Linked DNA regions of Mus musculus: region 2 is linked to region 1. The links are chromatin loops, found by intact Hi-C in ENCODE. Cell type or tissue: heart. All regions are shown on one strand. Links, peaks and the distances in the headings refer to the core of each region. The heading gives the core; the rest is flanking DNA.

What was found. Hi-C counts contacts between places; a loop is a spot of excess contacts. Peaks named below come from ENCODE experiments on the same cell type or tissue, not always from the same donor. Only the 100,000 strongest peaks of a DNase experiment are listed, where the experiment ranks them.
Region 2: a loop joins it to region 1, with 1.8 times the contacts of the local background. A loop is called at or near these places in 2 of 42 quality-filtered maps.

What each region holds. Positions count from the first base shown.
Region 1 is chr8:103,910,630-103,918,794 of GRCm38, forward strand. No RefSeq gene overlaps it. Among named protein-coding and RNA genes, the nearest start is that of Gm32728, 120 kb to the right of the region's middle. In heart, for the core only: a CTCF peak has its summit at 3,867 (motif pointing left); a DNase peak (open chromatin) is centred at 2,572; H3K27ac peaks cover 1,797 bases.
Region 2 is chr8:103,734,596-103,742,760 of GRCm38, forward strand. No RefSeq gene overlaps it. Among named protein-coding and RNA genes, the nearest start is that of Gm39235, 16 kb to the left of the region's middle. In heart, for the core only: no CTCF peak of the experiment used is centred there; a DNase peak (open chromatin) is centred at 3,936.

The sequences.
Region 1 (8,165 bases), core at 1,967-6,966:
ACAAGGGCCATTGTACATGCTTGCAGTACACGCATGAGGAACAAGAGTCTATCCTCAGCACCATGACAAAAGCTAGGCATAGATAGCATCATGCACATGAAATCTCCGCACTGAGATGGAGACAGAGGAGTGGTGCTTGCTTGCTCCCTGGCCAGTCTGGCTTAAACTTGGGATTTCCAGGTCCAATAAGAGCCCCTGGACTTGCACAGAACTACACATACCTTCCTACACATTTGTGCAAACATGTGAATTAGTACACACAGAGATAGACACTGAAACAGACACACACACACAGAAACACCTTCTCCCTTTCCTTTGTTCTACACGCCCCCCACCCCTTTGCAAAGTCCTCCTAAGTCTCAGGTATAAATATTCATGTGGTCCAGCCAGCATCAGACAGCTGTCTCAGCACTGCTGGTACACCTACCATCAGCATCTATGCTTGGAGCCCTGAGCTCCTTAGACACTGATGATGCTCAAGGCTGTGATCAGCGCCAGCCACTCCATCTTTGTCACAAAGATCCCTCAGCTACTCCTCTCTCCAAGCTGTCTGCTCTGGAGCATAAACTTGGGGAAAGCTGAGGGCATGGAAATGGGCGTGCTGAAGAGAAAGAGCACCGGAATCTAAGTCAGACTGACCAATACCTGTGCCCAGATTTCTCCAAACCTCTGATGTCTGCCTCTGCTGAACATGGAGCTGTACACACCAATGCAGATGTCTGTTTGAGAATGGAATGAGGTATTCAGGGGGACGGTCCAAAAGCAGATCCCATCTACACACACAGAATCCATACCTCAGTAGCTGGTAAGGAGAAAAAAAGAAAGTTCTAGAGACAAACAGGTACCAGCTCTTTTTTTTTTTTTTTTTTTTTTTTTTTTTTTTTTTTTTTGTAGCTCTGTGCTCTGTGCCATTTAGCTACCTCTCTGACTGTGCTGGTTTATGGCTACCATCTTTGGCTAGGTCTGTCCCGTGAGACCACCTACTACTCCTTGGAGAATTTTAGCCAATCCAAGCTACATACAAAAGTGCTTTCAGAATCTGTCAACACTAAACAAAGACAAGGAAGTGTTTGCTTGTCTGCCTGCCTGCCTGCCTGCCTGCCTGCCTGCCTGCCTGCTTGCTTGCTTGCTTATTTTAAATCAGTTAAGCACCTTGACTCAGGGAGGAGTCTGTCAAATGCAGAAGATGCTAATTTCCACCTTTCAACCCAGCTAACCAGTGTGGGTTCCTGAACACCAGACTGCTGGCTTCATGCTGTGCCAGTATAAGGAAGCCTTAGGTACAAGAAACAAGAGACTCCAGGATTCCAGGACAGAGAGCACTGGCTCTAAAGGACTGTCCCTGGTGAGTCCCAGTGGTTTGCCCACAGGAGGTCAGCAAAATCCAGATCTGAAGCTCTGAAACACAACTCTTAGCAATGGGTCTCTAGGCTGGCATGGAGCTCTGGGTAGAAGAAACAGTGAAGGTGTTCTGGCTTTCAGTCATGAGATGAGCGGTGAGTGTCAATGAATACCGGGGAAATGGTTTCAGAAGCCTGAGAGGGTTGAGGTATGGACCAATGTAGAGGATCCAAAAACACAATCTCCAAGGGACCCCTGGGAGATTTAGAGTATGTCATCTGTATCACAGGTCCCTGGAAAGTGGATATTTGTTCTCCACTCCTGCCAGTCACTGACAGAGAGTGGCTCCAAGGGGTCTCCCACCCTTGCTCAGCTGTCCTAACACACAGGCAGGTTCATATTCTGCAAAGGGCAGAGCAAGACCTCAGACAAAAGCACGGGGTCCTGAGAGAATTGAAGCCGTTTGAAAGATGGGAATTGTAAGTCAATCCCTTGCCTACCTTGAAGAGAGGCTGAGGATTGGAGCAGACAAACCAATAGTTCGGAGAATAAGTAGTCATTTGCCCCAGGATGGAGAGAAGCAAAAGAGAGCAAGTTCAAGACTGCAGACAGCTTTGCAGAAGGCAGTAAAGGGTTTGGATGCTATTCTCGAGTAGTTGGGAGCCCTGGGGAAAACCCAAGGGCAGGACAGAAGCACAGTAAGGTTTGTGGCTTATACAGACCAAGCAAAAGAGGATACAACCAGGAAGACTGGAGTCAGAGAGGGAGGATTGGGAGGCTATATCCAAAGACAAGGAAACGCTGCCAACACACTCCACTACACACCTGAATAAATGCCCCTTGTCTTCATGTTCCTCCAGCCTGGCTGAAGGCCTCTAACTTGGCCCCTACTCTTACGTCATGAAGCCCATCTCAGCAGCCTGGGATAATCTGTGTCCATCAAAGAAGAGTCTTCCTCCTGTGCCCTGCCTCACTTTCCCAGCCCAGAATCCAGCAGCACAGCTCTTCACTGGCCCCCATCCCTCCCCGGCCTCAAGCCTGGTCCTGTACACCCACTCCCAAGGAGCTGGGGGCTCCATGAGTCTTTCTAGTCATGATAGTCATGTGGTTCTTCCTCACTCTTGTTCTGCCCCTGGGCTCACACTAACCCCTGGCCCACAGCTCCAGGCCATCTGTACTGCAGGCCAGTGTCCAAACACTTCAGCTCTGTTCTTTCTCAGGACCAAGATCCAAAGCAGTGGGGGCAGCCCCATTACAAAAGGACAGGACGCACAGAGTGGAGTGGTGTGCACTGTTCCAAGAGCCGAGAGTGTCAACATGGTTTTCACTCAATCTGGGGTTTCTCACAAAACTCTAATGCTAAAGAGCCCACACTACAAACAGCAGCTAGCTTTCCTTTAGGGGACCAGCAAATTGGTGTAGGCCTCTCCCAGGAGCCAGGTGCTGTTTTCCCTTAGGAAACAAAGAAAGCAATTGGCCTGGCCAAGAGACCAGCCCTCAGAAGGACAACCCTGCCTCCTGCCCCCCAAACCCAGCCTGGACAGTCAGCCCATGGCCTCTGGATCTGTCCATAGCCCCTCCCCTCATCTCTGCACCTTAGACAGAGAGACCCAACCCATATCCTTCCCGCACATCCCAGAGCCCACTCCCACCCCTTGCTGGAGAAGCTGCCTGGCCCTGCCTTTTCTTCTTCGTCATCATAAAACTCCTGCCTTTATTTTTATTCTTTAATAAGGTTACTGCAGGACCGAGGGAGGTAGAATCTAGCCCAAGGCTGCATCTGCCCTTCATTTAAAACTACCCGGACTCCCACAAGGCTGGAAAGCAAGTCTCTGCGCTCCTCGTTTATAGTCTTCCTTAGATCCAAATCCAGAGCTATTTTTTCCAACAGATAATGGCAGCCTGGAGCCCATTTGCCTCCAGAAAGGGTCCCTCTTGCATAAAAAGCAAAACTCACCTGCAGCCTGCTAGACACCCCCACTCCTCCCACCCTACCCCAGGATCTCCTGACTGCACACCCGAAACTGACCCAGACCTTTGAAGAAACCTTTTTTCTCTTCCTGGAAGCATCTGGAATCCTGCCCCTGCTCCAAATTCCTTCTTCATCCACAGTTCCAAATCATCAGATTGACATGCAGTTTTGGATTCCAGAACGTGTCTTTTTTTTTGTTTCCCACTAAAAGCATGTGGTGGGGAGAGTTTATTGGTATTGTTGGTTACACTGGGTTGTTTGACTAAGAACATTTGAACAGAGGCAGGCAGTGTAGGTGTGTTGGGGAGCCCTGTCATTACAGAGAAACGGAAAAACAAAGGGAGAACCTCCCTGCTCAGCCCCTTATAAGGAGAACCTCTCCTAAGCCAACAGACTTCTGTTGTCCTTAATTCATCAGGCTGGGCCCAGACCCCCAAGGCCAGGCCTGTCTGCCTGAGAGGCAGAGCTAAAAACAGCTTCAGCCTCAGAGAGGGGCCAGCTCCCGTGTCTAATTGTTCTGCTCTCTTCAAGTCCTCCCTGTGTGTGCTCCCTCTGCAGGCAGCTTGGAGAGTGAAGACTCACTTTGATTTGGAGCTGGGGAGGAAAAGAAGGCTCTTTTGCAGGTGTGTAGTCAGAATCGCCCAGGCAACAGAGGGGAAGAAAATGCCTCTCGGCAGGCTGCTAGCACAGGTGTGCCTCCATTTTCCTGGGCACACACAGAGCTCGAGAGGAGTTGGGGTGTGCGGGGGAGGGACACAGACTTGTGAAGAAGTTTTGTGGCAAAGCAGAATGGGGTGCTTTTAATCCATCCCAGGACCAGGGAGCCTCGTAGCTGTGATCTCTTATCGGAAAAAAAAAAAAAAAAACTACAAATGGTGGATGGCTTAGCTTGACCCTTGTGTATATATTATTACCTGAGCCAGGATGGGAGCGAGGGAGGGAGAAAGGAAGTCGTGCCCATTTGGCTGAATGTTGCAAAGACATTCATTCATTTCTGCATTCCTTCAGCCTGCATTTATTATTGATAATAATAGCTACCATTTAGTGGCTGTTGCAGTAGAGCAGGTGCTTGCTAAGCACTTTAACTTACGGTACACAGCTCAGGTCTCACGGCTTCCCTGTGAGACAGACCTTATCATCTGCATTTTATTGATTTAAAAAAAAAAGAAATACAAAACTTTCTCATCAAGAGACAGACAGTTGCCCACAAAGCCCATCGCTTGTTAAGTGCAAGGATTCAGAGCCAGACCTAACCTCTTCCAAAGTTCTTACCTGCCAGGGCTTCCTCATCCCCTGTACAGGTCTCCATGCCTGGCCTTGGGCTGAGTGTTAGAATAAACCTTTGGTGCACAAGGTGTTTTTGAAACGACATCTTAAAGGTCCACCTAGAGGTTTTGCCATGAGAGGCAACAAAAAATGCTGGGTTCCACTCTGACTCTGTGTAGCAAGATGCCTGCTAGGCAGGATAAGCTTTCCCACCGAGACATGGAATACACTATTAGCAAAGATGACCCAGTTCTCCGGTCTACTGATAGCTGTATTACCTCCATCTCTTTGGTGTTTGCAGGGGGAGGCTTTCTTCCCCACTCCTGGATTCAACCCACTCTTGTGACTTGGTTTAGACATCAGAATGCAGTTGAAGATTTGAGCCTATTACTCATCTGTTTGCTTAAGTTCAGAAGCCACAGGGAATTGTACTCAGAAGTAGACTCAGTCCCCCATGCCCTTGGACCCACACGAGTACAAGCCCCTAAGCCAAAAAAACATTTCTGGACCCTGGCATCTTTGCCACCTTTTTCTCTGCTGGCTATCACTTTAAAGAAAGAAGATCGCGCAGACTGGGAGAAAGGATTGGTCAGTGGAAGCTGGAACCTGAATGCACAGATGCAGACCTGTATCCTGGCGCTTGGGAAGCTGAGCTACACAGCAAGATGCTGTCTCCAAAAGAAATAAAATAAAATAAAATAAAATAAAATAAAATAAAATAAAATAAAATAAAAGCCAGTGGATCCGGTGTGGAGGCAAGACAATGATGCCACGAGTTGGGTGCCCAGGTGCCTGTAAAGCTCAGTTGCTTCCAGCTGTACACATCTGGTCAGTCAGCTCGCTATTGAATCCATCCTGTGTTTGTTGGTGTCCTCTTGAGAAGCACGCCCCTGGGAGATGATACACACCCTCTTCCTCATCCATATTTTTTATCTTCCATAATTTCAGTTACCACTTCCAACTGCAACAAACACAGTCTAAAAATATTTAAGTGGAATGTGCCAGGAATATACTTCGTAAGTTTTTTAAATAATTATATTAGAAGAGACTGTTAGATTATTTCACTATTGGTTAAAATCATTAATATTGGCTACCTAATTCAAAATATAAGCCTTATCAAAAGTATATATTAAAGTATATATTATGTAAATATAGCAGAAAAAGGGAGTCTATATAGGGTTAGGCATCCTCAATTTCAAGTACCCTACTGGGATTTCTGAGATGTCTCTCCTACATATAAAGCTGAAATCCTATATGTATATATGCAAACATGTATAAATACATACATGTGTAGAGTTTATTATAAGGTATTGGCTGTTTCTCTTGACATCTTACCTTTGTCATGTGGAAGCCTCAATATCTTCTTAGAAAACAAGAGACACAAGTCCTGGACATTTAATGACACAGCTATTAAAAAAAAAACACACAAAATGAAACACTCATACACAGAGAGAGAGAGAGAGAGAAAATGTTCTCATAATTCAGAAGCCCAGAATCAAGGGATCATGAGAACTGGTTCCTTCCAGAAACTCTAAGAGAGGATGCCTCTCACCCAGGCTGTGTCCATGGAAGTAAGAGGTGTGTAGAGAACTAAGAGATTGGACAACGGGGGTTTAGTGTGACTGTAGCCAGGACTCAGGCTGTGTGCAACCGTGTACTTGGGCACTCAAAGAATATAAACACAGACCAAGGCTGTTGGACAATTGCACATGGTGATGTACATGGCAAACACAAGTCTGATGCCAGGGGACCAAGTCACTGTTTCACATCAGATCCCAGAAGAGACATTTCTAGAAATCACTGGAAGCATGCGCAGTCCAAGTTCCTTTTCAGTAAAATCCTGTGGCTAGGCAGTCCAAATCTGTGGTAGCCACGTCAATGAAAGAAGACTGAAAATAGGAGGGAAGATGACAGAAACCTTATCAAAGGAAGCTGTCTTTGGATCCTGCTAGCTTTCATCTAGTCAACTGACATTCCTCCTGAGTGCCTAAAACATACTTCCAATCACCAAAATCCTAGACCCAACCTCATAAATCAAGGCTTGTTTTGCATGCTTTCCCTTACCTGAGCCTTAGCATCTTGGCCTCTGTTAGCATCCCCTCTGAAATTAACCAGGAAGAAGTCAACCTACTCCAGAGGGACTGGAATCCCAAAACTTCCAGCTTCAAGGAAAGGGAGGTGTGTGGTCTCATACCTGCCTTCCTTCTGCCTCGACCTCCCAACTGCTGAGACTAAACACACCCACGCTCAGAAGTCAAGTTCTCCTTCATATTACACTGACTTGACCGTGTCAAACCCTAGCCACCTGGTGCTCATACAGGGTTTTATTCCTCTTTTAAACTCCAAGGTTGCTTCCCTTCAGCTCTTGACATCAGTGAAAACCATGTCTTTCCCTGGTGACAAGAGTGTCAGGCAATTCAACAGACCTGAGGTACAGATTATGAGTACTTTCTGGGTGGGAAAGACCCATAGTGCCTTGAGGATAGGGCTCCTGAAGCAGGTGGGAGCTATAGTCTCAAGAAGCCACAGGTAGCAGGAAAAGCAAGAAGACAGAGTGCATCCACTCTGTCACCAGTACAGCCAGCTTTGGGGATTAAGACAGAAGAGTGTCCAGGATTCGTGCAGTCTGTTCTCTGCCTTTATGCATGCAAGTCCTACTCCCTACCCTCCTGTAAGACATTCTCTTGGCCTCTCACTTTGTATGTCTTTCTTCAAGGTGTAACATAAAGTTCACCTATTCTTAGAAACCATCTTCAGTCTATGCCACATACAGCAACCTCCTTTACAGGGTGTTCAGTCATCTTCAGTTTAGTTTCTTGTGCTTAAGGTTTCTTCCCCCCAAAAGGCCCAACTTTAGATTCCTGATGAATTTTTTTGGAGGAGGGAGGGTAAAAATTAAAAAGAAAGGAAGATGAGAGAAAGAAGGCAGAGTGTGGGAGAGAAAGGAAAAATGTTGCAGTTTGCATAAGAATGGTCCTAATAGGCTCATATTAGAATGCTTAGTAACCGTCACCAGGGAGTAGAGCTGTTTGAAAGGATTGGAAGGTTTAACAGGTGTGGCTTTGTTGGAGCAGGTATGGCCTTGTTAGAGGAAGTGTGTCACTGGCAGTGGGCTTTGAGGTTTCAGAAGCCTATGTCATGTCCAGGTTCTGCCTTTCGGTCTGAGGATCAGGATGTAGCTTGGTGGCTACTGCCCCACTACCTGCCTGGATCTACCATACTCCCCACCATGACTATAATGGGCTAACCCTCTGAAACTGTGAGAGAACCCCATGTAATGCTTTCTTTCATAAGAGTTGCCTTAGTCATGGTGTCTCTTCACAGCAATAGAATAGTGACTAAGATAGAAAAGAAAGAATGATGGGAGTGAGGGAAGAATGGAAGGATAGAGAGAGGAAGGAATATATTCAAGGAATGAATGTTTATAATTTAAAAAGAAACATGCGAGCTTGTGGATCAGAAAGAATTGACTGCCACATCTGTCCCCTCCTTCGCAGTAGTCCAGTGGCAATCCCTGCTCTTGCCACTGGTGACCTCATTCCTCAGCCTCCAGAAAATGCCCAAGGGCCCCCAACACCTGCTTCCC
Region 2 (8,165 bases), core at 1,428-6,427, 180 kb before region 1:
GATTCATCTCAATACCCCTGGTCTTACCAAGAAAATTGGTGCGGGAAGGATTATAGTATGATAGTTTTATTAATAACATCAGAGAATATTATCTAATTTTGCAAATATGATCCAGAGACATTGGTAGAGCCTTGCACTAATGGGAATAGTTTCATGGGAAGCATCTTATTCAGTTGTCCCTGCAGCCCCACCAAGGCAGGATGGTGAATTGCAAACATTGGCTCAGGCAGTGTCCTCTGCATCCTGAAAGCATATAGTCCCCCAAGCCTAACCACAGGCTTTAGTGTTATCCAAGGGAACCTTTAAATTAGAATTAGAAAATAAAAGAAGTATCCTCTTTAGTCATGCTCCCTGTGTCCCGAGGCTTCACACTGATTCCGGGAACAACTTGTTAAAATATCTGTCACAGTGTTAACGTGTAATATTCCTCACAGCCTCGCATGCTTGAACATGTTGTCCCCTGCAGATGGTGCTGTTTGGGAAAATCGAGGAACCTTTAGGAGGTGGAGCCTCACTAAAGGCAATGGCTCCCTGGCAGCAGGCCTGAGAGCTTTATATCCTGTAGCCCTGCACCACTTCTGGTTCAATCTCTGATTCCTAAGTGAGAAGCGATATAAGCAGCCTTCTGCTTCTGCTGCTATATCTTCTCTGCTGACATGACTTCTGTCCCATGATGGCCTGTATCCCCTAGAACTATAAATAAAACTAAACTATTTTTCCCTTAAGTTACTTTTGCAAGAGTATTTTATTGAAAGAAAGTAGCTGGGACAATGCCCTTCTCATTGAAATGATTATGATAGCAGAAGGTCCATGATACTTTGTTGTTGTTGTTGTTTTATATTATCTCTTTATTTGGCCATGTAAGAAGGTAGTTATCCCAAGGTACTCCGAAAATAATGGAGACATTTTAAAGGTCTTGAGAAAAAGCAAAAACAAAAAAACAAAGTTTGAGGTCCATTATTGCATACTATTTTGAGGTCCCATGCAAACATACTGGATCAACGTAAGCAGATTATATTGAGATCGTGCCACCAGTGGCCACAGGTTACTGGGTTCCTGAAAGGAAAGCTGGGGATGAATGGGAAGGACGGCAAGAGAAATAACGAGCCAAGACAAAGTTCTCTGATCAAGGCTTAGATGTAGATGAACTTTACATCTAAGGTTTGAATTTTTAAAGCGGGGAAACATCCCTCACTAGGCCAGGATCTTGTAGGTCGCGCTTTGTCGGGACCCCCTCAGGAAAACAAGCTCAGCTGCTCAGCAGCTAGTGGCTTCTTGCAGGAAGCTCAGACCTGACAGGACAGTAGACTTTACCTATGTTGGAGGGCTCCACCCTAGGTGAGCTAGCAACGGTGGCAAACAAGGTCTGATCCAGCCTGCTCAAGGCTGGGGGAGGGCACAGGATAGCATTGTTCCATGAACTCAAACCAGTTCATTTGGAAATTGCTTCTGAGAAAATATACTGGGGAAAGTCCTGGTCCTTATATGTGCTGAGAGAAAATATGTTGGGAATCCTCTAGTATTGTGTGTCTTGCAGGAGGAAGAGGGAAATTACAGCCTTCTTGCAGAAATATGCTGGAAAATATTTAACATTTTAGAAAATATCTAAAAACAAATAGACCTGATTGGAGGCACTGGCCAATTTTCACGGTGAAAATTTTTTCACTATGGCCAATTTCAAGGCACTAATATGGTATATCTAAAAGAAGAGCTTGGAAGATGTAGATACAATCAGCTCTATAGCCTGTTTGCTACATACTAGTCAGTGGGAGTCATGTCATGCATGTGGCTTAGCATCCCATTCATAGACTCTCTACCTCCCATCTCCCCTTACTTACATGTCCTTGGGATATTCTTTGGGCTGGAAAAGATCACATGTTTTTGTTTCTTGCATTAAGTATGATTTATTGTTCAGTCCTCATTTACAAAACTCTAGCACAGAACACAGGCTCCTTGCCTGAAAGAACAGTGGTGTTGAAACATGAATGTTGAAACATGAACATCAAAACACGAACAATGACATTGAGCCTGTGGCGGGAAGAAGGGAGCTATTCTAGACACAAAGCTATTGAAGTCAATTCCATTAAAAGGGACTAGCAACGAAGCTGATGGATGCCTAATTGCCAGTTGCCTTTTTACCGTGAATGCCACAGAGACAAAATGCTTGTTAAACAACTGGAACTTGTTATCCAGTGACCAACATTGATTGGCCATGCTCTTTCATGGCTGAGCAAAACAGCTTTCTGAAGCACACAAAATTCTGATATTCACTAAGATAGTGAGTCATAGCTTTTGGCCTGAGATACAAACCCTAGAAGGGCTTACATATTCACAGCTAGTCTGGTCATCACCCCCATGTATACATTACTTATGCCTTAATTCTTTGGTGTTATATAAGCCTCACTAGTTATATTTGGAACCCTTTAGAAAACACAAGAAGTTTACTGCATACTAGGGTTTGGGGACCTGAGTGTTGGTATGGGACGGGAAGTGCTTGGAATCAAGACCATAGGAGTCTGAAGCCCAAAAAGTGTACATTCATGAAAGCACCAAGGGATACTTATATGATGCTCCAGTATGATGATGCACTGTGCAATTCCAGGAGACACTATTTTACGTGAACAGACACTCCTGTATCTATGTGCCCTGGCAATGGGGCAGAATGGGAAGCAAATGGTGTGCAACAAAGAAGTTTTTTGAAAGCAGTATAGGTGGGCCTGCTACGTATGGATGGCCAACCCCATTGCTATAGAAAGAACTATCTAAAATTGCTTTGAACTAGACAGCATTGTAGAGATGGGGTATCTGAGACCTAAAACAAAGAAATCCTCTCTGGAAAGTGAGGGGAAGGTTGTTGCTTGGAGAGAAGCAGCCCTCACTACTTAAACCTAGCAGTGCTTATAAACTCAGAAAAGTGGGCACAAAGGTGCGAAGCCAGCAACAGAATGGGAAATGAGTCTGGAGTCCAGAAATAGTGGAGAGGGGAGAATGTTTCCTGAGCAGAGTAAAGGTAAGGTGAGCAGGTGCCAGCTATTCTGTAACTGTGAGGCAGAATATTCGGAGGGGTTATCAGCACCTTCACAATAACCATGAGGGATGGAAATTCTATTCCACATATTCAGTGTTAAAGACCTGAAGTTGGGGCATGTTATGCAACTTGCCCAATTCACCATGACTGGGGCCAACTTCAATCTAGTCATTCCTGAGTTGGAACATTACAACCTTGCTACTTACTCAAAGTCCTTAGACCACACAGCATCAGCACCATCTTAGAGCTAGTTAGAAGATTCAGATTCTCTGGCTCTGCCAAAGGCTTTCCAAATCACAATCTACATTTTTAGCACCATCACAGGGTATCTCAAGAACACTCAATTTCAAAGTCACTGTTCTAGAAAGGCCCTTACTAAGCATTCTTCCATTATTTTGTTTTCTCTAGTGCTAAATGCTCACTGAATTTTCTCTAGTAGAATTTGGATATGTTATTCTGCCATTACTAGATGATATTAATCTTGAATTTAAAAGGAGAGAAATGAAGAAAGGAAAGTTGAAAGAAAGAGAGGGAAAAAATAAGAAAGAAAGAAAGAAAGAAAGAAAGAAAGAAAGAAAGAAAGAAAGAAAGAAAGAAAGAAAGAACGAACAAGGGAGGGAGGGAAGGAGGAAGGAAGGAAGGAAGGAAGGGAGGGAGGGAGGGAGGGAGGGAGGGAGGGAGGGAGGGAGGGAGGGAGGGAGGGAGGGAAGGGAAGGAAGGCAGACAGACGTGTCTGGAGTACATTGAAGCTGTTACTTCCTCTTCTTTTTTTTTTTAAACTAAAGGGAAGACAACATAAGCATGTGTGACTTCTCTCACATTGGTGACACTGCCAAGATGAAGCTTGTTTTAAGGTGAAACAACTGTTCTGCGCTGGCGACTGTCCCAGGGCTTCATCTGGCTCGATGTGACTTTTCATCACCTCAGCTGCGAGCAGGAGGAAATTGAGTCGATCTTGCTGATGCGGATGCTGAGCAGCATGGGAACACGGCTGAGACCATCTGATTTCACCTCTCTTAGCCTCAAGCTGTCAGAGCAAGCCCAGTTCTGTCTTCCTCCCCCATGAGAAACTATACAAAAGATCTCAAAATGAAAGAGTCAACATAGCAGCCACTCAGATGAAACTCCTCACATGGATCACGGGACTCCTGCACTCCAGCCACTGTTCAGCAAACATAAGTGGGGAAGAGAAGATAGGCATCTTAGATCGCCATGGTCATACTGATGTTTTCTCTCTTGCTGCCTCTCTCTTGTCCCTCCATTCTTTTCATGCCCTCCCATTCTTCTGTGGCTTTTTGCCTTCATTCACACCTCACATCTGGAAATTGAAAACCGAGAGACAAGTTGTCATTCAGCAATGAGAACTGGGATAGATGATCTGGATGCTTGATTCCCCTGCCCTTCAGGTCCAAACCGTGTTTCTACAAAGATCCACAACTCTGGCCAATACATGGAAAGTCACATGAAAGTGGCCAGGAGATAACACCCCTGCAGTCAGTCCTGAAAACTGAGCAGTGCCCTTCGTGTAAACTATCTTGGAGTCTCTTGCTCGATGAGGATATAACAGATTCCCCAAGAGTGGTAGGTCCAGATTGTACATCAGGGTAGCTTACTTGATAAAATAAAAAATAAAAAACAAACAAACAAACAAACAAACAAAACACCAGAAATCACTTCCCAGTAGCCACTTGTCTGTGAATCCTCATGTCTGGACCTGCTTCTAAGGTCTGTCTTGTAGCACTCTTACAGACCTGGAGAGACACAGAGAAATCGAGTTCTGTGGAAGTAGAGGGTAAAGGCAGAGAAGATATGGAAGCCAAAGGTTAAGAAGGCAAAAGAAAAAGCCAGGGGACCAACTCCTCTTCTACAAAGATGGCTCAGCCCTACAGGGATATCAAAGTCCATTACTAAGCCCAAGTATATCTTATAGAAACCATTCTTCCTTGAGGAAGACATAGAAGTTTCCAAACTCTACCTCCCAGAAAGTCTAAGTGGATTCACAAGACAAACCGAGGGAAAGGTGGGATGAAGGGAAGTTGAGCTTAATAAGACCTGTGGTCAGAACTAGCTAGCCCTTCCAGATCGTTTCCATGTACCTGGTACTTTGTTAAGCTCTTAGCAAGAGTTGACCCATGCATTCATCACAATCCCCAAGGGAGGCTACAGTCATGAACTTCATCAGCTCACTAGCAAGAGGAACGTATCACAAAGAGGTCAAAAGTAGTCATTTGCGTGTGTTGAGCATTAGATATAGGTTCAAACGCAGATGCCTGGTTCCCTAAATGGCATAACAAGCTGGTCATATGGCATCTACTCACATCTGCCCTGCTTTTAAAGGATATCAAGATTTTCAGAACATATCAAAAAACAAACAAACAAACAAACAAACAAACAAACAAAAAAAACCCACAAACTTGTAGCCTCCAAAAGCTTGTGTCTTTGGACCTCTCTGCCTACATGAATTCAGTCCCAAGTGAATCTCGGTCGTTTTAGTGAAGTCAGAATGAAGACTGAGCAATGTTGAGACAAGATGCCAATGCTCAGGGCAGGAACAGAACAGAACTGAGATTAGTGTGGTCCCCTGGTAATGACCCTGCACAATTCCCATTTCACTTCCAGGAGAGAGCAAAGACCAATGCAGTTAAGTACTGACTCCCCTGTGGCTTCCTGAACTTCAAAACTCACATTCCTAGATTGGTACCGGTCATACTCATACTATCCAAGGTGCTGCAGTGGGGCAGGTGGCCAGAGCACGTCCACAATGATCTTTAGACTGTCATGGCCATGAGCAGTGGTCTCATGAGCCACGGACCAGAGCCCAGAACTCTAGACTAACCAACAAAGCAAGTAGCTATTAGAGTGTCATTGCTTTCCTTTGCTACAATAAAACCAACATGTGACCCAAAGCATGCTGAGGAAGAAAAAGTCTACCTCAACTTTATAGGTCTATCATTGAGGAAAGTCAAGGTCAGAAGTTAGGAAGGAATCATGGGAGAAATCAGGCTTGTTCTCTCAAGCTTGCTCAGCTCTTTTTTTAATACAGCCTAGGCCCACTCTAGGACTGTGCCACTCACAGTTAGCTGGACTTTTCACATCAATTGGATACCAAAAACATGGACTACAGATCCATCTAATGGAAGCAACTCTTCTCGGGTGGGTCATGATGATAACCAAGGTGAGTCACCAAGCAGAGATCCTGCTGGGGAGGTCCTGCCGGAGGATTCCAGGGTTCCAAGCTACTCAGAGCCCCAGGATTTTTCTAAGATACCCACCACCAGCTCACTGTGTTCCCTTGGGGTCTGCTCACTTCAGCCCAGGGAAACCTCACTGACACCCAGCACGGATTCTCTCAGTCTACCCTAGGCGTGAGCTCCTTCTGTTTCCTATAGGGCCCATGTTTATGAAAATAAAAATCCACAACGCAAACAGATGTCTACAAGTGGAGTGGGTATCTGCAGAGGGAACATAGGTTAGTATTTCAGAATCTTCCCATCACCCTCCCACAAAATCACAGGACCTCAGCAGCTAGCAACAATTCATCTAGTGTTCCGGAGAAATGGGAACTTTTTAGGATAAAGGTCCTAATTTTTCTTTTCCTTTAGATTCTAAAGGTCTGTATGAGTTTTCTCTTTCTTAAACATTTTTTTTTATCCCCAGAGATCCAAGAAGTCAAAATGGAGCCTGAACCAGACAAAGTCTCTGATTAAAAGGTACCCCCCAGAGGAGGAGGAGAAAAGAAGCTTTTTAAGAAAATAAAAATAGAAAAAGCAATACCAAAGGCATGGGCTTTTTTGCCACTAAGAATAGCAGCAGCCAGCTCCCTGCACTCTGAGCCCATCTTCTGAGGCTCATTGTGGAGGGAGCTAGAATCCATTTTCTGTTTCAATTGACGTTAATTTCATCCCAGCATATTTCAGGCCTCTCATCACAAGATGATTCATTGCTGCGTGTAAGCGAGTACAATCAGCTCAAATATTTGTAGTCTTCATGCAATTGCTGTAAGAAAACAGGGGACTGCGTGCCACACATCGCTCCCTGCTCCCCTCCCTCCCAGCCGGGCCCAACTCAGGACTGAGGTGTTGAGCTTCAGAGACACACAGGGCTGCTGCTTCTCCTCCGCTGGATAAGACTCACACAGAGCATCCATCCGGAGAGACCACCAGCTGCTGCCAAGAGACTACTTCCACAAAGAGGGCGATGCTCTTGAGAGTCTGGCCAGCAATGCTTGCAAGGAAATAAATGTTGGCAGACCTTGTCCTCCCACCTCCCATCTTCCAGCCCCTGTATCAAAAACAAACAAACAAACAAACAAACCTCTCAGCACATTCATTTTCCCAGTGGTTATCTTAGCATCCAAGACCTGCATGGAAGCAGGTACTCTTAGCTTCACAGCAATTGTGGAAACCAGCGTAAGCTCCAGCGTCAGTGACAGATCTGCCTCAGAAGAATAAGGTAGAGTGTGATAGAGTCAGACACTTGACATTCTCCTTTGGTCTCTACTTATGTGTGCATATAAGCACATGGCATGAAAACACATCCATCATCATCATCATCATCAAAAGGAGGTCTAGAGTGTTTTTTCCATCAACACAATTGTGTGCACTGATCCAGAAAGTTTAAACTCCTTGCCCACAGAAAAAAAACCTCATCTGACTCTAAAAATGACCATCACACAAAGGATAGGTCAGTCCAAGGAGGAAAGGGTACACATGATTCTCTCACATCAGTGGTGGTGTGTTCTGTATATCCACATGTACAAAGTGCTCGGACAGAGACAAGAGGGCAGAGTTTGAAATGGAGGCTGCTGTTATTTACACAGAGAGATGGCTTTAGAGAACACACCTGTAATTACAGACACTCTTACAGCCTAGCAGCAGGAAATAGGAGAAACCCCAGAGCTACGGCCCAACCGCTTCCAGGGAATGTGTTAACTGCAGCTCTGACCTTGCCCTTTCCTGGATTTTCTGTCATACTTTTTACAGCCAAGGAATGGCAGGGAGTTTCTTCCCCTCGAAGACCAAGGAAATCTGCTTTTGAAACTAATAAAGAGCTATTTCCTCCAAGCAGCAGGAAGAAAATGTAAAAGAGAGGAATTATCTCAATTACACGTGAGACACTGGAAATGCACAAGACAAAC